Linked DNA regions of Mus musculus: all the other regions are linked to region 1. A link is a loop called in an ENCODE intact Hi-C map of the cell type or tissue named here. Cell type or tissue: left cerebral cortex. All regions are shown on one strand.

Region 1 (8,000 bases):
GAAACCATCTGAGATGGTCAGTTCCCCAATGTCCCAAATGCTAAGGTCTGTGGCCCTGCCTGGTTCTGCTGTCACAGTACAAATTGATTCTGTGTCCCATGCCTCCAGCTGAAAGGCTTGTGGAGGGCTGCTGGACACAGCTGCCGCTGAGAAATGACCTATCTCTGACTCTTGAGAATTCCCTGCTGCCCTCCCCATTGCTCTGAGACCTTAAACTAGCCCTGTGGGTCCTCACTGGAACTTCAGAAAAAGGCTGAACTGTGGAACTCAGCTCAGAGCAAGGCAGCAGTTTGCAAGATGATACTGACAGTGATAAGTTGGGGCCAGAAGTGGCTGTGCCCAGTGAGTGCCCTCTGCTACTTCTTCAGATGGTAACCTGACTCTGTGGTCTGTCAGTCTGAAGTGATATATATACAGCTGTCCTTCCTTAAGGGCCTTGGGGAGGGACCTCAGAGATGCCAAGGCTGGATTGTCCTCATAGGCCGTAAGTTGAGAGGCCCCTGCCCTCTACTCTACAGAGGCCTCACCTTGCTCCCCATGTCCACTGCACTAAGCCACCAACTGCAGGCTGCTTAGTGGTCAGGAACCTATAGGCAACCGGGCCCAGCATCAAAATCAAAAGCTGCAGGGTCCCCCTACCAGAAATCCCCAAAAGGCCGGGTTGGTTTTGTTTTGTTTATTTAATGTGCTATATATTTTTCTTTTCTTTTCTTTTCTTTTCTTTTCTTTTCTTTTCTTTTCTTTTCTTTTCTTTTCTTTTCTTTCCTTTCCTTTCCTTTTCTTTCCTTTCCTTTCCTTCTCTTTCTTTTTTTGTTTAAAGGATTTCAGGCAGTAAACTGGGCCTTCTGAGGCCAGTGTTCATGCACACATTGCTCCAGTGTGTGACACATCTTATAGCAGTTACAGCAGCTTGTGCCAACAAAGGAGAGCCAGCCCTGAACGCTTTCTGCTTGGCAGGAGGATGCTCACTGCCCCACAGTGGCAGGCTAACGCTCTTTTTCTGGGCATTACACACAAGAGAGTGGCATTCACCTCACTTGATAGCCAATAGGCCCAGAGTGGACATGATTAGAATCTCAAACATTTTCCTCTTTCTTTCTTTCTTTCTTTCTTTCTTTCTTTCTTTCTTTCTTTCTTTCTTTCTTTCTTTCCTTCCTTCCTTCCTTCCTTCTTTCTTTCTTTCTTTCTTTCATTCCTCCCCCCCCCCCTTGTTTGTTTGTTTGGTTTTTTTGTTTTTTTTTTTGTTTTTTGTTTTTTTTTTTTGGTTTTTCGAGACAGGGTTTCTCTGTGTAGTCCTGGCTGTCCTGGAACTCACTCTGTAGACCAGGCTGGCCTCAAACTCAGAAATCCACCTGCCTCTGCCTCCCATGTGATGAGATTAAAGGCATGCGCCACCATTGCCCGGCTTTCCTATTTCTTTTTTAAAAAAATACTTTTTACATGTGTGTGTGTGTGTGTGTGTGTATTATGCAGGCATGGATGTGTGCACGTGTATATCCCATAGCACGTATGTGGAGGTTTGAGAACAGCCTGTAGGAATCGGTCTCCTACCACGTGGGTTGTGGGACTAACTCAGGTGGTTAGTATTGGTGGCAAGCCCCTTCACCCTTCTGAGCCATTCAGCAACCCTGTTTTTCTATTTCTAATCATTCTGGGGCTGAGGAACCTCCTGGGGTCCCCTTTGACTCTCACGACCTGGGACCTGGAGAATTACCTCATCTAAGTACAAAGGTGCCTCACGGATCTTGGCCCCCTTCACAAGCTCAGCCGAAGGCACTGTTTGTCTTGAACTATCATTAACCCTCCAATCTTCAGCTATAATCTTGAGAATGATATCTGGACCAAGAGAGTCCATAGGCCTGCAGAAACGGTGGCCCTGTCTGGACTCACCCACAGGAACCCCCTGAACATGTCCTAAAATCGCTAGGGCAGAAAGGGTGCTTCCTGTCCCGGATGCTTCCAGCTGCTTCTCGGGGAGTTCTTTCCGTGCCCTCCTGTAGAACCCCCCAGATCTAGGCTAAAATGTAATGGCCCCACCCCACTTTCGGTATCTGATATACACAGAGGTGCCCCAGGCTTCCTTCTCCGTGCTACCTTCTCTGGCAGCTGCTCCTCTGGGAGCCTTGAGTAACCTGGCCAGCTTCATTCAGGGCCTCAGGAAGGTGGCTACAGGACACATCTTTCCCGCATCGGTCCATCAATCTCCCATAAACAGGCCCTCCTCATCTTGATTCTGTCTTTCTCTCACTCAGTTCTTCTATTTCTAATCACTGTGGGGCTGAGGAAGCTTCTTGGGTCCCTGTTGACTCTCACACTACCCGGTGAATTGCACCTCTTGATAATCTTTGCTGATACCATCATGCAACATTCCAGAATTTGTAAGGCTAGCCCCGCCTAAGCATAGAGTGTGTTCCGAGAACAGCACTCACACTGAAAGCATCTTTTGAGACTTCAGATGTCATGCGTACACCGCGCCCCGCCCAACCCCACCTGTGTCCAACTCTGTCTGGTGGAACCCTGGGTCTCCCATGTATCCAGGGTTCAGGGAGCATGTATGCGCTCATAGCTGGCCACTCACATTTTAAAGGTAGAGCTCCACAGTGCCTCCCAATTGGATTGAGCCACATGGCTCAGGCTCAGATGTCATTACTTTTCGGTGGATGGCAACCCCTCTGGGAGGCAGAAAGTCAAAGCAGGATCTCAGAATACTAAATGGACCCGCATGATAAGGAAAAAAAAATCTGCTCTGCTAGTACAGCAACAGATCCGTTTGTTCTCAAGTCCTCCTTTGAGCTGTTAATCAAGCCCAATCTTTCGGAATAATAGCCTGCTTATTACCACCCTGTTTGCATGACAAAGCATCCCAATAAAACTTATTTTGCCGGGGCCCAGAGGGGGTGTGAAGGATCAACCATGAGAAAGGAGTCTTAGGAATTCCTCGAGGCACTCCGGGGCCAGAGCCTAGGAATAAAGACAATGTAATTTGCCACCAAGAAAAGCCCAATAGACCAATAAATTACCCGCGTGCAAAGGGATTAGATCAGGTTTCAGAGGCCTAGGGGAGGGGCAGGGTACTACGGGAGGGAGACAGCCTTGCCTTCTCTTAAAGAGGTAAGTATCCCTTGGAACATAAGCTCCAGGGTCAAGACGTTTCCAACTCTGCCTGCACAGCGACTGTCTGAACTGATTTACTTGCTCGGAGATCTGGCTCCTGATGTGCGCTGGGAACTGTGATGGACGCCGTTCTCGGAACACACTCTGTGCTTAGGTGGGGCTGGCCTTAACGAATTCTGGAATGTTTCATCTAAGTCTGGATGGAGGCATGGCCTTATCAGTGAAGACTCTCAAGAGGCAGCTATTGCCCAACTTCAAATCACTGCCCTTTGCCGGTGCAACAGGAATCGTCCCGTCCCCCTCCCAGCCCCCACGCCCGCTAATCGGCTGGCATCCTGATAGATTCTGCCACCAGGGGGCACTAGATGAAAAAGGAAAGGTGTCCCTGGAGTCGCCACTGCTGGCGTTCCCACCACCCTTCTGCTCTCCTCCGGCCTCTAGCTTCTTTGCATGTGAGTGGCTCTGAGGTACTGTAAGCTCAGCAAGCTCTTTCTGTTCCCTTTGTCACTTGGCACTCTGAAGTGTAAGCGGTGTCCTGCTGTGTGCCTCGGCCTTTTGGAACCTTACGGTTCCCAAGCTTAGCTCCCTCGGTGGAACCGCCCTTGGGAGGGGGAGGGGAGTTCACCTTCCTGGCAAGCCTAGGAATGAAGCACCTGCAAGATGACCTCAGCCAGTGACGAGCTCCGAAAGAAAGCCCCAGCGGCAGGCAGCCCCAGCACCGGTGCTCTATCTTAGTGAACAGTAGGACTTAAGAGGCAATAGCTTCAGTTAGGACACAGGCGGGTGGAAGGAATCTTCTATAAGTCTGCCTGCCTCGGGGAGGGGCCAACCCTGAAGTCTGAAGTCTCCGTGTCCCTTTCCTCACTGTCCACCTAGTGCGGGAAGCAGACCTTAGATAGGATTCTGGAAACGGGTCGCATCAGCATCCTGAAGGAGGTAGGGGAAGGGCACTAAGTAGGGGTCTCCTGCTTATTCTAGTCCCACAGTAATGAATCTTGGTGGGCGTGGGGATGGAGTGGGGGTGTTACGGGACAAGGACAGATGCCCGAGGCTCCCTGTTGGCGCCGCTCCTGCAAGAATTTCACTCAATCATCCTGGCGTAAACACCCAGGTGTTTGGCCCCAGATCCTGAGAGGGACACACCCAGCAGACTGGATTTTTTCCCAGGTGCTGCGTAGCCTGCCTCACTTAATCTATCACTGCAGATCCTAGAAGGGATCACCGCTCCTGGGTGACATTCCAGGGCCAGGCAGCCTAAGGGCCCCAGAACCGCCACTTTATGGCAATGTGTTTCCCACCCGTTAGCTCTACTGGGAATTGTACGTGCTTCCTTCCGAGTCTGGTCAGGGGGACAAGGCTGAGAGCAAAAGGGAGCTTTGGGGAAAACCTCAGGTGACCCAGGAAGAGAAGGCAAAATTGTTGGGGGGCCGGGCCCTGGAGGGTGAACTCACTGCCTACCCAGCGTGGACAGAAGTGGCTAAGTGCCACTCCTAGAGCCGGGGGCAGGACAGTACTGCCTCCTCCGTCACACCCTGCCAAGGCTGCCCTGCCTCAGCCTCCACACATGCCAAGTTGTTGCAAGCACCCTTGATGACTGACTGCCAAGGAGAAGGGCACACCTCAGCTTTCCAAACAGGCCACCCTCCCCAGCTCCCACAGGAGCCGTGGAGAAACAGCGCTTGAGCAAGAAGGGTGGGCGTGGAAAGCCCTGACTCCGCCCTATAGTGGGAGGGCATAGGCTGCCTATCAACCGAAGGCTGAGAGCACGCCTGGGTAACGGGCCCATAGGGGGTCAAGCAAAGGGACAAGGTCCTCACCCCAGGAACATCCTGCTTTGGGGGAGAAATAAAACAGCCCTGGGCACGAGTGGTAAGGGAGGTAAGAAAGGTTTTCCCAGGACAATGAAGCTGCAGGTGAGAGCTGTGGTGGTTCTGGTTGAAGCATGACCCCTGTTACTAACTCCAGGCTCACACCTGAGGTGACAGCTTTATAGTCAGGACTTTGCTTCCAGCCATCTAGGCTTTTGTGCTCAGCGGCAGGTCAAAACACCTCTGAGGAGAAGAAAAGAAAAAAAGAAACAAAAACCCACCACAGAGGCACACTGTCTCCCTCCCTGCAGTCTGCAGGTACTGGAAGAGCGCATGCCAGGCTGGTATCCAGGTGGGAGGCACAACGCTGAACTCCTTTCTATGTAGAATGGCCCTGTAGTAAGTGTCTAGGTGTCCTAGCATGAGTGAAACAGGTCAGGAGTCATCACTGAACCCCTGCTGGCATGTCTCCCTGCCCCGTGACAGTGCCCCAAAGCTCCCTTTTGCTCTCAGCCTTGTCCCCCTGACCAGGTTTCCATCTTGGAAACCAAAGTTAGAGGACCAGAAAGGACAGGAAAGGCCTTTGGGGGCTGAGAAAGCACTGCAATGCACTGTGGGAACTGGGAGGCCACTCTTCATACGGTTGCCCAGGATCACAGTCCCACAGTTCTTTCTTGCCCCAGCATTCCCTTCCCCCAACCCACATCTTAAGGCTCACCAGCTCAACAGCAGAGCTTCAACAGGCTATACAGCAAATTTAACAACCGTGTTTATCCAAAATCTGCAAAGGGCAGGAGTCTGGCATCTGCCACTGGGCACTGCTGGGTAACTGGCTGTGTGTAACGCCTCCTCCAGCTCTGCCTCCTCATCAGGAATGATGGTTCCTGAGGACACTCAGTCAAATTAACTGGGCGACTGGAAGCTCTTGGTTCTCTGTGGCCATGCAATCCACTGAAGAACTCTTAAGATTATTATTCTCCTCCCCGCAGCCGTATCTGGGAAAGTGTGAAGGTACTATGTTTGGAAGGACACTGTTAAATGCTAACTAGGAGTTGGTGAGAGGACAACTTTTTGAGTGCTTTTAAAAAAATCTTTTTTGGTCTTTGGCTTTTTAAAATGTCTACTGCTTTTATAATCAGAAACAGTATTTGGGGGAGATATGGGGTGTTTAGGCCAGAGGTAGTCCTGTGGAAACAAAAGCCAGAATCAAAAGAAATTAACCCCCCCCCCAAAAAAAAAACCCTAATGGCTTTGTAGCTTCCAGGACTATGATGAACAAGCTTGGGAGTGTGGGGGAGGAGGGAAGAAAAGGGCAGAAAATAGGCTCCCATCCTTAACATATAGAATTAGAGGCTGAGAAGACAGAAACCCAAGACCCATGAGCCTTGGGAACCAAAAGTCTACATGGACTGCATGCATTGAATTTAGAATTTGGTCAAGTAGGCAGGGACAGGGGATGTGAGTGTTCAACCCAGAACTGGGTGGCACAAGACAAGGCATAGAGCATCCCATGGGGAAAGGGGGTAGAATATGAAGAGGAAGGGGCTGGGATGTGCTGGATCCTTTCGGAATGAGGTTTGGTCTAGAAATCAGAGATGCCCCTCCTGGACGCTGCAAACAAGGACCTCCAGATTCTGAGTGTGGTCCATCAGGGATGGGATTGGAGTAAGATACCAAGGCAGCCCCGGTGGTTACAACGTGGCAACAGAAAAGTGCAGAAAAAGGCAGAGGACTCCAAGCTCTAGGCCATAGGACTACATGGAGACCGTTTTGCAGGGAAGACTTCATGTTCTTGGGCAACGGGGTCCCAGATCCAGGTGGGGTGGGGATGCAACCAGGGAGCCCACATCCTGGTGTGCCTGGGACCCAGGAGACATGTGGAGAGTCCTGACTTTCAGTTTGAAAACTTGGAAAATCTTGGGCAAATTGGATGAGTGGGCCATTCAAGGAAAATAAAGCCTTCAGGGTACATCTCAGCCCAGTGGCAAAATAGTACAGCACTAGGCTGGTACTGAAGCTGGAAAACAGGCCTTGCACAGTCTGGGAAAGGCAGGACCTTTAGCGGGAACTACAGTCCCTTCCAACACATGAACAGGTCCTCAACCTTACTCTTGCCTCTTCAGACCCCCGTCTCCTCTCTCCCATCTCAGCCTTACTTGTGACACTGGGTAGCTTCCCTTACCCTTCCACTTTCTGGACAACCCCTCTTTTGGGCAGCAGGGTGACTACTAGAAATTCTTCCAACCTTCCAGAGACTCCCCTTCCCCAGAAAACCAGAGAACTTCCCCTTTTCTCTCCAGGTCACCCTCGGAGCCTAAGGGGCCATGGGGACTCTAGGAGTTATCTGTACTCTCTGCTCGCTACTCCCTGGCTGCTAGTCACCTACCTACCTCTTGTAACTGAACATCCTTTTCTCCCCTCTTCTGCACTCCCCCCACTCCCCCACCAACTCATAGGCTAAAATCTAATCCTCAAAGCGATGGTATTATGAACAGGATCCAGGACTTTTGGAAGTGTTAATATCATGGGAGTAGAGCCCTCATGGAACGGAGCCCAGAAAGCCAGTTTTCCATTCCTTTCTGCCTTGGAGGGACCTAGTAACAAGGCACAAGACACTCAGACTAGAAAGGTCCTCTCACCAGATTCTACAGTGGCTGGTTCCCCAGTCTCTGATTTTCTAGCCTCCACAGCTATAATCAACAAATTTCTGTTGTCTGTAACCCTCTAAATCTACGGTATTTTGTGATAGCAACGGAAACTCCTTTTGGAACCCAAAATCCAACTAAGAGGCCCAATAACTATATCTAAGAAGCAGGCTTACAAGTTACATTCTTCCCTTTTGTTTGTTTTTGTTTTGTGCTTGTTTTTTCCCCAAGACAGGGTTCTCTGTGCAGTCCTGGCTGTCCTGGAACCCAGTCTGTAGACCAGGCTGGCCTCGAACTCAGAAATCCCTCTGCCTCCCAAGTGCTGGGATTAAAGGCGTGCGCCCAGCTCAAGTTACACATTCTTAAATAGCAGTTCTGATAGAAACGGTCTCATCTCTATGGCCGTGCACATATATTTAGATACTTGAGTGAA
Region 2 (8,000 bases), 360 kb after region 1:
GGAAAAACAAATTCAGTTTGTGTTACCACATACTCACTGGGGTATTGTCAAACTCTCAGTGGGCAGCCCCTTAAAGAAAACTGCATCCTTTCCTACCTGAACCTCCACCAAAGCCATCAGTCACGGAGAACGTCTTTCTTACCTCAGGTTTGAAAAAGCTTTTTATTGATTCTTTGTGAGTTTCACATCATGTACCCCAGTCCCACTCGTCTCCCCATCCCTTTGGATCCATCCTCTGTTCTTGCAACCTCCTCTCCCAAAGAAAATAAAATAAAAAACCCAAACAAAACATAGAAAACATCTCATCATGGAAACTGTAGTGTGTCACAGTGTGTGCCACAATAGACCCTTTTTTTGTCCACGAATCTTTACTTGCATATAAATTCATTGTCACGAGTCACTGGCCTGGTTAGATGCCTCTGGCTTCTGTGACACCATCAATATTGAATCCTCACTGGGACGCCTCCCTGTTGGCAGCTGTTGTTTTGAGTCGTGGAGATCCTGTAGCTTTGGAGCAGAAGGACAGGCCGCATGCTCCAACTGTTCACAGATGAGGTAGATTTTGGGGTGGGACAACTCAGATCCCTGGATCTGGGCCTGGGTGGTAACTGATGGTCAGCCAAGCAGCTCCCCTGTATCTGCACCACCAGGGCAAGCTCTCCAGCACTGCCCTGAGAAGCTCACTCAGTGTGACAGTGAGCCGGGAACAAGATCAGCTCTCCTGGTCCCATGCCCTTGAGACCAGCTCACGGGCACTCATGCCAGCAGAATCCAGCCAGCTCCACTGTACTGCCTAGTGAAGGTGCAAGGTCCACTCTCCCAAGTGCTGCGGCTTTTGAGGATCTGGGTCAGTCCTGCTCTCACACCCTCAGAGCTGGCTTACCTGTGCCTTTGTCACCAGTGCCAGTTCCACTGTGTTGCTCAGGTGAGGTACAGGGCCTATTTTCCGTAGTGCTACAGCTGGTAAAGGGCAGGGGCATTCTGATGGCTGTGGGGCCAGCTCTCCTGATTACTTCAGGTCACAAGGGGAGCAGGAGGGTGTAACTCCTGTGACCACATCACCTCAGGGAAGATGAGTGGCAGGGCCAGATCTCCCATGCCCTGGCCACCAGGGGCAGCTCGCCTGTCCTACCCAGGCAAGGTACAGGGCCCATTCTCCTGAGTACTGCATGCAGCTGTTGAGAGCCAGGGCCCATTCTTCACTCTTATGACCCTGGGGCCAGCTCTCCTGACTGTCACAGGTGTCATGGGGTAAGGAGTGCTTTTCACAACTTTTAAGAGTTCTCCTCAATGGCTTTCTGTCTAGGCTGTTACTTTTTTGGGGGGAGTAAGAAGGTATGGGGAGATAGGGGTTGTCAAATAAGCCTATTTCCCTCTTTCTCAGCTGTGAGTCTGTGGTCATCAATACCACAGCAAAAGTAGCTTCCTTGTCCTTTACAGTCAGAAGGGGCACAGAGCATGGACTTCCACATGGTTGGTCTCTGGTATCAGCATGTGTCACAGACTTCAGCATGGTCTCTGGTGGCAGTACAGACTGCCACGGACATCATCATGACCCTCTGCCACAGGATGTGTGATGATCACCATCCTAGCTCTTGGTGGCAACATAGGCTACAGACATCAACATGACTCCTGGCTGCAGGAGGACCACAGACCCAGACATAGCCCTTGCTAGCAGCGTGGACCCTGAACATCAACATGACTTCAGGCAGCAGCAGACTATACACATGGCCTTTGTGGTACTTCACTCCACAGACGTCAACATGGCTCCTGGCTGCTGTAGGACCTGGGACATCCAAATGAACCTTGGGCTTCAACACTATGTGGGCAGTGGACCACAGATCACAAAGTGACTTCCAGGGGCAGAATGGATCATAGAGGTCTTTTGAGGAAGTCAAATCCAGAAAATGAACCATTTTTCATCTTGGCTATCTGGTCATTGCTCAGAACCAGGGCGATTGTACAGTGGGGGCACCATATTTGAGGTCTGAGTCTATGCAAGCTCCAGGCTGCACATCACTCTGTCTGCCCTACTCAGCGACATGCTCTCCTGTCCACTGCAGCCATCTCTCACACCTGTCATTGCTGTCATGTCTCTACCTCCATCTCTCTCCACTGAGTAGACACCACTCATTTCCTCTAGCTCTTTCATCTTTCCATCACATACTCATTTGTTGAAATGCCATCAGAAACTGCAGTCTCTCTCTCTCTCTCTCTCTATATATATATATATATATATGTATATATATATATATATATATATACCCTCAAGCAGATTTACATGCAAATATTCATTGCAATAAACTGCTGGGCTGGTTCAAGGTTTCTGGTTTCTGAAGCACCATAAATACATAACCATTACTGAACCTAGGCTCACATACCCTGCTGTTGCATAGAGTCAGGCTGATGCTGTTGCTAGGCAGGGCATCTGGGGATAAGCAAATTTTAAATAAATGACTACAAATTTGAGAGATAGGAAGTACTTTGTGAATATTGTCTTTAAAAGAGATCATGTGACTCTTCCTGGGTTTACCTGGTTTTCATCTCCACTGGGCCATTCTACTGGGACATGGTCTCTTCAGAGGACCAAGCATTAAATAACAATAAAGGTGCTGAGCCTTAGAGATTGCTTGTTAGATGGGATGCGTCTGGATGCAGCTGAGTGTGTTATACACAGAAGTCAGGAAACATAAAAGATCAAATACAAATCAGGATGTCTAATGAACAAAAACCTGTCTTCAGACATACAGCGAGGAGCAGGTCAAAGGGGAATGGGGTTAACATACCCAGGACAAGGCAAGAGGAGGAAGAGCTGCATGCTTGGAAATGTGTAATTCGGTATGAGAGTAGTGTCTAATTCTGTATAAGGATAATGGTTTAGACACAGTTTCAAAGCAACACGGGTCCCAGCTCCTTCGACTCCTGGGCATCACACTTTGTGACTCCTTAACTTTATTCTATGGACCAGGCACAAGGCCTTTGACAGAGAGAGGCAATCCAACACACACCGGACCTGCTGAGCACATGGGCAGGGGACCGACGATGCGTGTACCTTGTCCTTCAGTTATGATAAGCCTTAAGGTATAGCAGGGAGCAGCCAGCCAGACCTGAGGGGAAACCACGTGGCTAAGCAACTTGACCCTGGAAGCTCCCCGTCTTTTTCTAGGCTAAAAGCTGAGGAGCTTTGAGTTGTGAGGAAAAGACCCACAGATCTGTAACTCCAATACCTAGGAATTCGACTGTTTTCCCCACACCTCTCTTCTCACTTCCACGTTCTAGGCTTTCACTGTTTCCCAAGCCAATAGCGTTCACCGTAGCAGTAATTTTGACTCAGGGTGGTGCTAGGGTTGGTGTAGGGCTTGACCCCAACCCTCAAGTGTGGGCTTTGACTGATGGGGGGGACTTTTCTGCCCTGGTCGCCATCACACGGCTTCCAGACAGGTCTCTTGGGTGGATGCTTCCTATGTAGCAGAGAGTGCTTCAAAGGGAGACACAATAAATTATGCCGGGGGCTCCCAACCCCAGCTGCCAAGGGCAGAGTCACAAGCCGCAGGCCTTGTTCTTTTAGAAGAATTCTGAGTCTCCCGGGTAAGGTTTCCTGTAAGTGTGGGTGTTCAGATGGCTTGTTTTGGTGATGTTTTTTGATACATGCAACTACTTCCAGAGGCTCAGAAATGACAGAGCCCTGCCAGCAAATCTTCACACTCGAGTAAATAATAGCACAAACGACTCCCGCAGCCCAGCAGTCGTTCTTTATGCTTGCATTCTCCAACGCCCTTTCCTCAGTCTCCAGTTCCAAGCTTGTTGAAGTTTCAGCAGGGAGGCGCTAGGCACAAAAATGTTCCAGAGTCGGCTTGGCTGAGGGCGACCCGCCCATGCAAGGACAGGGAATTCCAAGATAAACAGGCCGCGTTATCGCTCCAGACTTTGTTGGCACAGGGTACGGGTTTCCAGCCCCAGAACATATTTTGTGTGGATAATGGACAAGCAGTTACTGCGTAAACACATGAGGAGCTTGCAGGTGTTGTGTTCCTCGGTGTTTGCCAACCAGATGTTCTTCTGTGGGGCTTGCCTTTTGGCCCCCTCTGTGCCTGGAGCTGAAGCGAAATGTCACTCTTTTTCTCTCTGTCGGCGAAATAAAGCAATGTTCTTATGGGAGATGCCCCAAAATAAGAATAAGCTCTAGTTTTCTCCTGCAAATGATTCATGTGTTTGTGTGTGTTGTCTTTCCTTCTCTAGTCTCTCTCTCTCTCTCTCTCTCTCTTCCCTCCCTCCCCCCTCCCTCCCTCCCTCCCTCCCTTCCTCCCTCCCTCCTTCCCTCCCTCCCTTCCTCCCTCCCTCCTTCCCTCCCTCCCTCTTTCCTCCCCCCTCCCTCCCCCCCTTCCTCCCTTCATTTTTTCTCTCATGACACTTAGGGCAAGATGCTCCTATTAAATTAAGCATGTACATCTTCCCCATCTTCCCTTTTGTGAAGGAACCACTCTAGACTCCTTGGAAAGTTTCAGAGGTGACTTTAGATCTCCTGTGCTTTGGATTGGCTTAAGATGCAGCAGGTGTCCCACACAAGGTTTTAAAACAGGGTCAAAGGGTGAGCGCATGAGAGCCATGTCTGGTCAGCAAGTTTTCTCTCTTTGTGGCTAAGCCCGAGATACATCAGGGATCAGTCAGGAGAAGGCTGTGTGCCTTACAGTGCCGGGAAGGCTGAAGGAGGCAGAGTCACGAATGGACTTGCTCTTAGAAACTGAAATGTCATCAGAAACGACTGTGAAGTTCTCTCTCATGTGTCATTAACCTAGAAAGGTTCAATCTGGCTTTCATGGAAGGAGGCTTGGCCTGAGCTCTGGCTCAGAGCAGAGGCTCATGAAAACCGGTTGCAATTAAACCTCAAAAGTCCCTCAGGTAACATAAAGTGGGCCTCACTCCTCTACTCTACCTTCCACACTGAGTTAGCCTTGGGCAACTGGGCCTCAGCAGCTGGGTCTTCAGGTTCATCCTTGTCACTATGATCAGGACAAGGCAGCTGCAGCTGCCCTGGCTCTCGGCTTCTTCTTCAACTGACTACACAAGGAGGCAACCTCCAAGCCTCCAAGAGGTTAAAGGTTGATCATGGAAAATACAAAAAAAGTGGGGGTAGGGTTGGAGTGTGGAAGAGATCAAGCTGTACACTCAATTATGTAGTACTTGGAAAAGCACTTGAGGGTTAAGACCTTATTTGTTATTTTATTTGATCCTGGCTAACAACACCTTTTGTGATTATAAATTGCCATGGTTTCTAAAATACTTCCAAGAGCAAAATGTAGGAGGCAGGGAAATTAAGCTCTCTTTGCTGGTAAGTTCTGTGGGTCATATTGAGTTTATGTAACTGACCCAGTCATTTGCCAATCAGTTGCAAAGACAATCTGACTTGAAACTTTTAAGACCAATTCCAAAGCAGTTCCCAGAAACTCAAGGGGTTAATGGACTAGGAGGCACTGTTGATGTTTTATGGATAAGATTACCAAACATGGATTAATTAACTAACTGCAGTATTTTGGAGTGGAATGTGTCAAATTTTGTGAAGTCCATTATTTTGCATGCAAGACAATGGTGGACCATCACACACCGGAGGTGCACTTGAATTTCCCATCTATTGATGGTGGCACCTCTCACTGCCTAGTGATTCCCTTTGGAAGAAATTTATCTGTTCTCCTTCTCAAAGAGAGTTGTATGAACAGGCTTCAAAGGTTGACTCTAGATTGGCATGGAAGAGGATGCTCCTGGAATTAGTTCTGACACATGCAGAAGGATACCTATTATTCATCAGTGTTCATAGGGGCATGGGTATCAGTTACAGGAGATGTACCAGCTCTGGTGGGAAGATGTGGTGTGTGTCGGAGAAAGTGCAGAGGCAGCTCTCATGGGCATTCTGTTGTTTAGGGCTGGGCTCCTGCTCCCCAGAGTACCCTGTAGTATGCATTTATTCATGCTACATCCTTACATGCTATTTGTTCTCACAACTTCCCTGAAAGCTCTTGCACAACTGTTTTTGTTACAGTTATCAATTAACTGTATCAGGGGTATCACACAGCCTCAGACATTGAGCTTGCTTTCATTTTCATTTTATTTTATTTCGAGAGGCCGGTGAATATGTGCATGAAGGTATAAGACCTATGCCTGGTGTTGCTCCACCCCAGGGGGAAACACCATCCATCCACTCATAGCTCGGCTCAACCTGGACTGTTATGGTTTTTCATTTTCCAAGCAGAGTGAGACAGCTGTTTGTTGTATACAGGCTTGCAGTTGTGTGTTTTGTTTACATTTTTTTTCTAGGCCTGGTTTGATAAAGGCACTCCCATTGTTCAGTGAATGGAGTCTGGACTCCTTGGCAGAGCTGCCCAGATTGTCCTGTGGGTGCCTTGCTTTGTAGTAAGGTGTTCAGGTGTCTTCCCAAGCACATTGTTCTCACATGCACATATCAACACCTCCTGCCTGAGTCCTCCTGCACCCCTGGTCCTCTGCAGGGCATCCTTTCACGTCAGCAAGAGACACCTTTGATTTTCTTTGTCCTGCCAGCTACAACTCCTACTTGATAGACCAATAAAATTGCTAATATCCCCTTAAAAATTAAATCCCTTACCCCTGCGCACCCCTGGAAAATTTTATAGCATTTTGATGATATAAAAATTATCATGGTGGCCTCATTTAATTGAAATTACCGAAAGCACCTACATGGTGAGTTTTAAGGTCAAAGGCTGGATTCTAAATATTTTGGTGTTCTCAGAATCTAGGAAAATACTTAGTATAGATCAAATGATTAAATACTCATTGGATCCGCAACTCGGAGAGAAATGGAAGTGGGATGACTATCACACGTTGCTTTATTTTTGGAAAAATGTGAGATGGCTTATGAACAGTTCAAAATCAGTAGATATTTGTAGTCGATCCAAGGATGCTCTCCCAGATGGCTGCCTGCCTGGTTCAATACCTCACATATACTAGAGACTCAGTAAAGTTTTGTTTGAATCATAGACATGCTTGAACAAAGGCTCTCATTGTCTCTGCCAAAGGTGTGGGTGGATCTTGAACTCACTTAGCTATGGTAGGCATCTTCGCTGACATACCTTGCCCCACACATTCCTTTTCTTTGTCCCTTCTAATCTTAAGAACTAGGGATGCTCTTCCATACCTCTATATTATAAAGTTATGGTTCAGGGAAGCCTGAAATCGTTGTCAAACATGGGACCACACAACGACTTACTGGCTATTTTTAAGCTTGACCTATCTTCCTTGGGTTTCTGGCATCAAAGATCATTAAAAATAGATAGCATTTTAGAACATTTAAAACACCTGATTATACTGAACCATCACCACTGGTTTTATTTTCTCTTCCTGTGGTTCTCTGAGGTTGAGCAGAGAAACCTCAAGGTCACTTTCAATATCAAGCTGTCTTTCAGCCCAGGGCCCACGCTCCCTATTTGTAGGTTATTTGATTCTTTTACTCCCGTAGAGAGCAAGCCTCCTGCCATTTCCTTGACAAAGATGGCTTGTAAACTTGTACCTTATACTCAAGATAGAGGAGAGTAATAGAACCTCAAGTGGGGTAGACTATTCTGCAAGACAGTTGACCCACTAATGAAGCAGTTTGTGACTGAAGCCTCTTTACACTGCTATTTCACTATTAAGTGATCACGGGGGTGGGGGGGGTGGGGGGCAGGGCAGGAGCCTGTCCTCAGACCCTAATATTGTCTGCCTCTCCTAATGCGCCTGGGAGCAGAATGAACATCCTTGCTCATCCCAGCATCGATGCGCTCAAACCCTGCACCTTATTTCCTATTGCCTCGCCCTCTTTGATTTCTGGCTGCTCACATTGCCGTCAACAGTGGCTATCCTTTCTAGACAGGAAGTCTTTGAGGCAGACGTTTGTCTTTTTCTCTTCTCCGCCCCAAGGCTCACTATAACGTGCAGTACATGTCTGTTGAATAAATACAGCCTTTCTCAAAAGGATAACAGATTCCCCGAAT
Region 3 (8,000 bases), 860 kb after region 1:
AATTGGAATGGAACAGTGAGTTGTTGTAATTCAAACAAAGCCAGTGAAATTTTCTTCTGGGCCATTTTAATTGTGAAGTTGTGATTTTTATCCCCCTGGAATGGCTGTTTGAATCATGAACGGAGAAAATGTGCAGGTTGTTGGTCATTCCTGTGGGAAAACTGGTCAGAAAAAAAAGAGTGAGCATGTTGTGGGCATGCATGATTGAAATGATGGAGATGCTGTTGTGTCTCTTCATCTACGACCTTTGAAGAATGGACCACATCTCAGTCCTAGGAGCTGACTTCAATTCTTTGAGATATTTTAGAGATTTCGAGTTCTGTTACTTAAAGCTTATCTTCTTAATACATCCCCAAGTTTATTGGCTTGACCTTTCCTGTTCAGGTTTTCTTATATCTCATCTTATTGTAATAATTTTTGGTTTATTATGAAATTAAGTAAAGGGTCTTCTTCGGTTTGTTACTTCATTTACTTTTGGGTTCAGACAGACCTGGTTGAGATTCCATTTCCGAACACCTGGATAAAAACTTGTACAAATACTGTGTACCCTGAGACTGGCTTTCTCAATGTGGTTAGTGGAAAAAATAACAGCTACTTAGTAGGATTGTCAACAAGAACTACAAAAAAAGGGGGTGGGGCTTGGAGAGATGATTCAGCAATAAAGAATGCTTCTCTTTTAAAGGATGGAGTTTGGAAGCATTTGTGTTGGGCAGTCACAGTCACCTGTCAGTATAGTTTCCCAGGGTCCAAAAGATCTGACATCATCTTCTAGTCGCCAAAGGCACCCCCTACAGAAATGGCTTTTGTACCCATATGCATATGCATTATATATATATAATTCTAAAAGATAAGAATAAGAATAGTATGCTAAGAGCACATAGTATAGCATTTGATGCAAGGAAGAGTTTCAGTACATGGTAGAAATTAATATTAATATTAGAGATTATTTTTCCAGTTTGAAGTTATCCTTCGGAATTTTGCTTCTAGAGAAATTAGCCTATTGTCCCAATTCACAAGCACTAGGTACATGAAGACTAACAAAATGCTTTTTTCTGTACGTACATTCCAGAACTTTTTGTTGGAAATATTTATTTTTTCATATAATATTTCATTATGTTTTCCCTCCCCCATCTCCTCCCAGATCCTTCCGACTTCCCTACCCACCCTAATCCACAGATTTCCTTTCTCTCTCTCATTAGAATACAAACAGGCATCTAAAATAATAATGATGAAATAAGATAAAAGAAAAATAAATAAACCAGACAGGACAAACCAAATAGGAAAAAAGACCCAACGATAAAGCACAGGGAACACATGCAGACTTTGCGGCACGTGCCTTTGTACATGTGAAACCTATAAAAGCAAAATAGAAGCCATGATATGTATGTGAAAGATCTCCAAAAAGAAAACAAACAAACAAACAAACAAAAACAAAAAGAAAAGAAAAGGAGAAAAAAAAAGAAATAAAGAAACCCTCCAAAAATACGATTGAGTTTTATGGAGTTGAACATCTTCCACTGGGCATGGGATGTACCCTTAAGAAAACCCTTAAGAGTGGCTTGAGAATGGGTGGGTAGGGAAGTGGGGGGGAGGGTATGGGGGACTTTTGGGATAGCATTGGAAATGTCATTGAGGAAAATACATAATAATAATAATAATAATAATAATAATAATAATAATAATAGTAATAATAAAAAGAGTGGCTTGATTCCCAATGAGACACCATTGGAGCAAACTTAACTTTTCCTATGTGAGCAGTGATCAATTGGACATAGCTTCTGGGAAAGGGGCTTGTGTAGGAAACTAATGAAATTTTAATTCGTAGTTTATTTCCTCTATTCAAAAACCCTTACTCTCATCAGGACTTGGAATTTTTAAGATAAACATCCCTGACTGCCCTTTGTTCTTCACCGTGTGATCACCCTTGGTTGGCTCACCGCCAAGCTGAGAGGTTATTTGCTTGTGAGAGGCAGCAGCTGCCAGGGACAACTCAGATGCTCCCTCTCCTGAGGAAGGCAGCAAGGATCTGTGAAAAGTGTTAATTGCTCCTGAACCTTGTCATCTTCTGAGTGTGGCTGAGCCAATGTAAGGAGACAGCATCAGCAAACAGCGGTGAAAATGGGTCCTGGAGAGGAGAGGGAAGATCTTCAGCCTTGGCCTACTATCTCCTCTTTGCTCTCAATCCTAGACCAATTACCCCTCTACACATCTCCACTGCTGGGTTCATTCATATATGGATTCAATTTCATTGACTTTGTTTATCTCCCATCTGTTTGACATATCTCTCAAGATGATTTACTTCCTTTGAAATGTTTATTTAAAACCATTTCCCCAGCTAGATGGAACCGTTCTTTGGTACAATCCTCTGGTGAGGTTAAAAATATGGCTTGCATGTCTGTTTATGGTAGTTTATAGATCTGCTTTGCTGAGCCCAACAGATGCCAGCATGGCCCATAAATTTATGCAAGGACCAATTACCGAGTGGGACGGACCAAGATGGCTGCTGACAGGGCCCTGGGAACCTTCCTCACCATGATCTGCTGCGTGACCTGGGACAATTTTACTTAATCTTTGTGAGCTTTGAGGGTCTCATGCCTTAATATGCTTTGGGGATTAAGAAGTCTCCCAGGTTATTCTGAGCTGCCACTACTGACTGGTTTGGTGAGTGCTGATAAAGGTAGAGCTGAGATGATACTGACAATGTTGCTGGTGAGTCCTGTTCCTTGGAAGCCTGGCAAGACTTTAGAGGATTCCTGTCCACTTAGCTCATGGATAGTAGCATCTTCCTTTTGGATTCTCCCATGATCTTTCCTGTAGCTGCTCTGCATCCTGTGTACTATATCTTTGGTGGTCCTGCATGCCAGGAGCCTTTGCAGCTGATGGTGCCCCTGTGAGATTCTGAAACTCGGATCAGAGGCTTGCTTTTGCTTTGATTTTTCAAACACCATTAGTTCTTGAATTCTGACCTGAAACATGGTGCAACAGGGCCTTCCTAAGACACATAGGCAAGCTTCTGCCTGAGTAGGGAAAGGAAACTGACTTAGAAAGCCCATGCAAATTCCTCTGTTGCTTCCTAGGACACAGAGCAGCCCCTGATGTCTGGTCCAAGAAGAAACTGGGCTGAACTTTCTTCCTTCCATCTCCATCTATACTGCATTCCCTACATTCACTTTCAGAGAGAGAGAGAGAGAGAGAGAGAGAGAGAGAGAGAGAGAGAGAAAGGGAGAGAAACAGAGATAGACACAGGTAGAGAGAGATACAGAGAGAGAGACAGGGAGAAAGAAGGAGAGAGACAGAGACAAACAGAGACAGTGAGATAGACAGAGGGGGAGAAAGAGACAGAGAGAGGGAGAGAGACAGAGGGAGAGATAGACAGGAAGAAACAGAGACTAAGAGGGAAAGAGAGAAAGACTGAGACCAGAGAGATGAAGAGAGAGGGAGTGAGAGACAGAGAGACAGACAGAGGAAGAGAAAGAGATAGAGACAGAGAGGCAGAGAGAGAAAGATGGACAGAGAGAAAGAGACAGACACAGAGAGAGGGAGAGACAGAAGGAGAGAGAGAAAGAGACATAGAGACAAAGACATAGAGAGGGAGAGAGGGGGAGAGAGAGACAGAGAGGCAAACAAAGACAGAGAGACAGACAGAGGGAAGGAAAGAGACAGAGAGGGACAGAGACAAGCAGACAGACAGAAATAGACATAGGGACAGAGAGGGTGAGAGACAGAGACAGACAACAAGAGGGAGAGGGACAGGGAGAGAGAGAGAGGGAGGGGGAAGGGGAGGGGGAGGGAGAGGGAGGAGGTTCAGAGCTGACTGAGCGTACACTGAGTATCGCTCTCAGAGGAAAGAGGCTAGAACATTGGAACTACTCTTTTTCTGGAGGCGTGTGAAGTAATAGTACCAGTGAATAATCTCTGATTTTCACATTTTAAAGAGTAAACATACTGTGTTTAATCATTTTTAGAATCCAGCCAAAACAATATTCAGAAGACTTGATTTCAGCAGACCCACTAGGAAGCAGATACCGCAGCTCCACCCACAGGTTTCTATTTTTCTCTACTGAAGACGGAGCTCCCCGTTTGCTTTCGGATGGCAGTGAACAGTTTTGTGTGTCCGGCCACATCTTGCTAACCGCAGCCTTCTTTCCTAAGCTCATTATTTGCTAATGATTTTCTTGGCCACAAAACTCATAAAAATCCCCTGAGCTACCTTTTTTTTTTCTTTTTCTTTTTTCCTTTTTGAAATACTCGTGGGATGGTTGCTCCATTTGTTCAGCATCTGTGCTGGACAACATCTGGGGTGTGAGGAAATTCCACGGCTTGCAGTATGACGCGGAAAAAACAAAATTACTTTTTCATGCACTTCAGAGGAGACTGGAGAGCATCCTTCTGACCAAACAGGCCCTTTGTTCTCCTCCCACAAGTGGTTCTCATTAAAAATGTCATCTCCCTAATAAATTGCCTTACTGCCCTTGCAGCTGGGCCTATTGTTTTCGTGGCTTTGTGCTCACAAGGACTCTCCCAGGGAACAGAAAGCAAGAGAAAACATGGGATGCTTTCCCTACCCTGTCTGCTCAGGATGTCTTCTTTTACCCTTTGTAGGTGGATGGCAACTTGTCTATCACTGGGGCTTTAGAATTCCCCTAATATTCACTATTTGGCCAATTGTCCCCGATCATGTGCTGTCACAGCTTAAAGAGTGCATGGTGGCCATTCCTGTCTGTGGATGCAAAGTGAAAAGTGAGAGTTTGGGGACTATATCCTCGTGGTTTGTATTTTTGCATGGAAATATCCAGTGTCCCGCATTTATTCCCTGACACAAGAAAATATGACACTGTTTTAGGGAAGGTAAGAAATGAAGATACTATATATGAAAACAGGAATTGGGGGAGTGGGTTTGCCTGTATGTCTCTGTGTGTAGGCGGAGGGCTGTCTAAGGATTCTCTTTAGGAGCCACACAACGGTTAAACATCTCCCCAGAACATTCAACTCCAATTATAGCTGAGACCCAAGAATTGCAAAAAATTTAATAGTTTGGGGTTCATATATTTGATCAGAATTAATCTTAACAATCAAGGGGGCTTGTAGTGTGTGTGTGTGTGTGTGTGTGTGTGTGTGTGCTTATCAATTTATTTTCCCACCTTACTAACTACCTCCTATTTTCTCAACTCCCCACAAACCTCTATCCACTAGCTCAGCTGGGGCTTTGCTCATCCAAACTCTTTTTCCCAGTTACTCAGTGTACCTTCCACATGTGACAGGAAATTAAAATTAAAGACCTCCTGACTTGGAGGGAGAGAGAGAGAGAGAGAGAGAGAGGGAGGGAGAGAGAGGGAGAATGAGTTGTTTTGCAGTGAGGTTTCTTTTATGATCTACAGGCTTCTTATGACTTATTTAGAACTTGGGGGGAGGGGGAGATACAATAGTCTAGTGGATAGGATTGGCACTTTGTCTCAAGCTGGATGGCTGGGCTAATTTAAGATGTAAGTTTCCACAATTTTCTTTATACCAAACATTAACATACACTGAAATTAATACCTCTCCCCCTCCAGGACCCTTTTGCAGAAAAGCAGAAGTCATTGAGGCCAAGGCTGACAAACAACTTGGCTAGTCGATTGTGTCTTATGCCAGGGCATCTGTTTGAAGATATCCTTTTCAGTCATCCCTCCTGCCTGGTCGGCCATCTCAGAGGCTCTGTGCAAACTTCTAGAGGGAGGAGGGTACCTGGGTCACCCCATCAGCCATCTACCAAAAGCCCTACAAATTCACAGACAAATCTCTAGCCAGACCCATCAAAACCTGTCTCCAGGCTGAAGCTCTGAGAATATGTGTGTGTGGAACATTTTCTTTTTAAATGCTTACACATGTTGCAGTCATTGAAAGCCCAAGTCACAAGGACAACAGAGGTACAGCATCTTTTCCTCACTTACACAACCAAGGGAGGCATTACATCAGACTTGCTGATTAAGACAGACCATAATGCATGAATCAGAGTTACTGCATGGATCAGAGTTTCCAAGGGAGACAGGTGGGGAAAGGCTTTTGTATCAAATCATAGACAAAAAAAAAAAAAAAAAAAAAAAAAAAAAAAAAAAAAAGAAAGAAAGAAAGAAAAGAAAAGAAAAGCAGAGAAGCAGACACATTGCTATATTTGTTTCTTCACATGCTTTTGTTTAGTCATCAACAAACCCTTAGCCTCTCCTATTAAGCAGATAGCATTTTAGGCTCTGTAGATACAGTCAGTGATGTGAATGGCAAAGGGTCTGTCCAAAGCAAAAAGTCAGTCATGGTAAGTGAGGCAAGCAATCGTGACAGGGAGGAATGGAAGGCCTAGCAATGATGGTCTGCAATGATCCTTGTAAGGAAGACATCTCTCATGAGCTACAGATTTGGCTAAAAGCAATGGGATATATTCTGGGTTCTCTAAGTACTTTGCCATTGATGCAATGTAACAGGGAAAGAACATCAAAACCCATGAACCTCCAGGAGCTGTATGACTAGGAAGATAGGACTTCACTATGAAGAACATCTGTGTATCCTTGGCTGTATGCACATGAGTAATATAGGCCAGGGCAGCCAGTATGCATTGTATGCTGGGGTGGAGGAGAGTGGAGAGGAAGCAAGTTATTTAGGTTTAGAAAATCTCACCCGGGCCTCAATGTGAGCAGGTTTCGGCATAAGGAAACTGGGATGACATGGTTTCCCTTACAAGTTGATGTTCTTGGCAACATCAAAACCAGAACACCATGAGTAGCATGCATGAGCTTCATTTATGTGTGAAGACTGAGGGAGCTTAGGTGGCTTCAGGGGGTCATTAGAGAATGTAAAGGCCCTAGCATGTCCTCTCTGCATTCGGAGTTACTGTGATACAAACACCTATGACCCCAGACTTCTCTTGCCGCTGATTCAGTCACTCTTCCACACCCCCTTTCTGTGATGGACTGAAACCATGAGCCAAGATATAATAAATCTACCTTCCCATAAGTTGTTTCTATCAGGTTTTGGGGTCCTAGCTGCACACACATGACCAATACAGTCCCTCATACACCTCGACTTTAGAGAGAATATTAACCACACTATGCCATAAACCTTGTCTCTTTACTGCTAAAAAAATGTTGATATCTGCATAGTGGGTTCCAAATCAATACTAATCCCTCTCTCTTGAATTACACACATGTACATGTACACAGAACAAATCTCAAACTCTCTAGTATCATGCAAACCTCTCTATCCTATTCTCCATGTTTATATGAAAATTTCAGTTTTCAATCAGCTGGAGACAGAGCTGAGCCCCTGCTACGTGCTTGTTGATTTACATTTGGAAATGGCATGTATTCTAACATCAGAGAATCTTGGGTTGGATACGAGGTACTGGACTTAGTAAACTTAGGTGAGCAGTTTAGTCTTTTGGTGTCTGTGCCGGTCCTTGAATGACTTCTGACCCACTAACCCTGGAGAGGACACAACTGTAGAAGAGTAGGACTGACCGTCCTGCCTCTAGTTCCTTGAATTCTTTTAAGGTTGCTGAAGAGCAACTGTTAAGGCATATGGCATCATTATACAAGTAGGGAATCAGTCCAGAATGGTTACATCATTTCCACACAGCTGTTCTTGCAACGTAGAATTGGGCCTCAATTAACCCCAGTGCTGTGGCTCGTCCATCCAATTAATCACAACGTTAGACTGACTAAGTAAGATTGCGTCTGTAAAGCTATTCCCTGACAGATATCAGCCCCTTCACAAATGCATGTGGTCATGACAATGAAACTTTCTTTATAAAGGGAGATGGTGGATGAGACTTAATCTCTAGGCAGTTTTGCTAACTTCTGGATAGATTGCAGTGAAATGTTAAAAATAATTGTTAAAAATAAAAGTAATGACTTTTCCATCAGTTATCAATAATGGCTCTCTGTAACAATGGATCATAGAACTTCTGAAAATAATCTGCCACTATTATGAGCCCATGCAAGCCCACTTGCTGAATCCCAGTTCCAGCCAGC

Evidence for each region. A loop is a pair of places that touch in the nucleus more often than their neighbours do. Peaks named below come from ENCODE experiments on the same cell type or tissue, not always from the same donor. Only the 100,000 strongest peaks of a DNase experiment are listed, where the experiment ranks them.
Region 2: it touches region 1 in a loop (2.9-fold over the local background); 2 of 42 quality-filtered maps call a loop at or near these places.
Region 3: it touches region 1 in a loop (2.6-fold over the local background); 2 of 42 quality-filtered maps call a loop at or near these places.

Annotation. Positions count from the first base shown.
Region 1 is chr7:73,395,254-73,403,253 of GRCm38, reverse strand. All of the region lies in intron 2 of Rgma (repulsive guidance molecule family member A), which reads right to left. LOC115486533 (a long non-coding RNA gene) reads right to left here. Exons shown (of 2, transcript XR_003946803.1): 2 at 1-8,000. Among named protein-coding and RNA genes, the nearest start is that of A730056A06Rik, 23 kb to the right of the region's middle. In left cerebral cortex, CTCF peaks have their summits at 3,271, 3,472 (motif pointing right) and 4,837; DNase peaks (open chromatin) are centred at 3,485, 4,218, 4,748, 5,794 and 1 more place; H3K4me3 peaks cover 1,636 bases; H3K27ac peaks cover 1,369 bases.
Region 2 is chr7:73,032,884-73,040,883 of GRCm38, reverse strand. No RefSeq gene overlaps it. Among named protein-coding and RNA genes, the nearest start is that of Gm6567, 65 kb to the left of the region's middle. In left cerebral cortex, a CTCF peak has its summit at 3,833; DNase peaks (open chromatin) are centred at 3,858 and 6,975.
Region 3 is chr7:72,538,100-72,546,099 of GRCm38, reverse strand. No RefSeq gene overlaps it. Among named protein-coding and RNA genes, the nearest start is that of Gm39035, 240 kb to the right of the region's middle. In left cerebral cortex, a CTCF peak has its summit at 4,033; DNase peaks (open chromatin) are centred at 1,981, 4,010 and 4,305; H3K4me3 peaks cover 467 bases.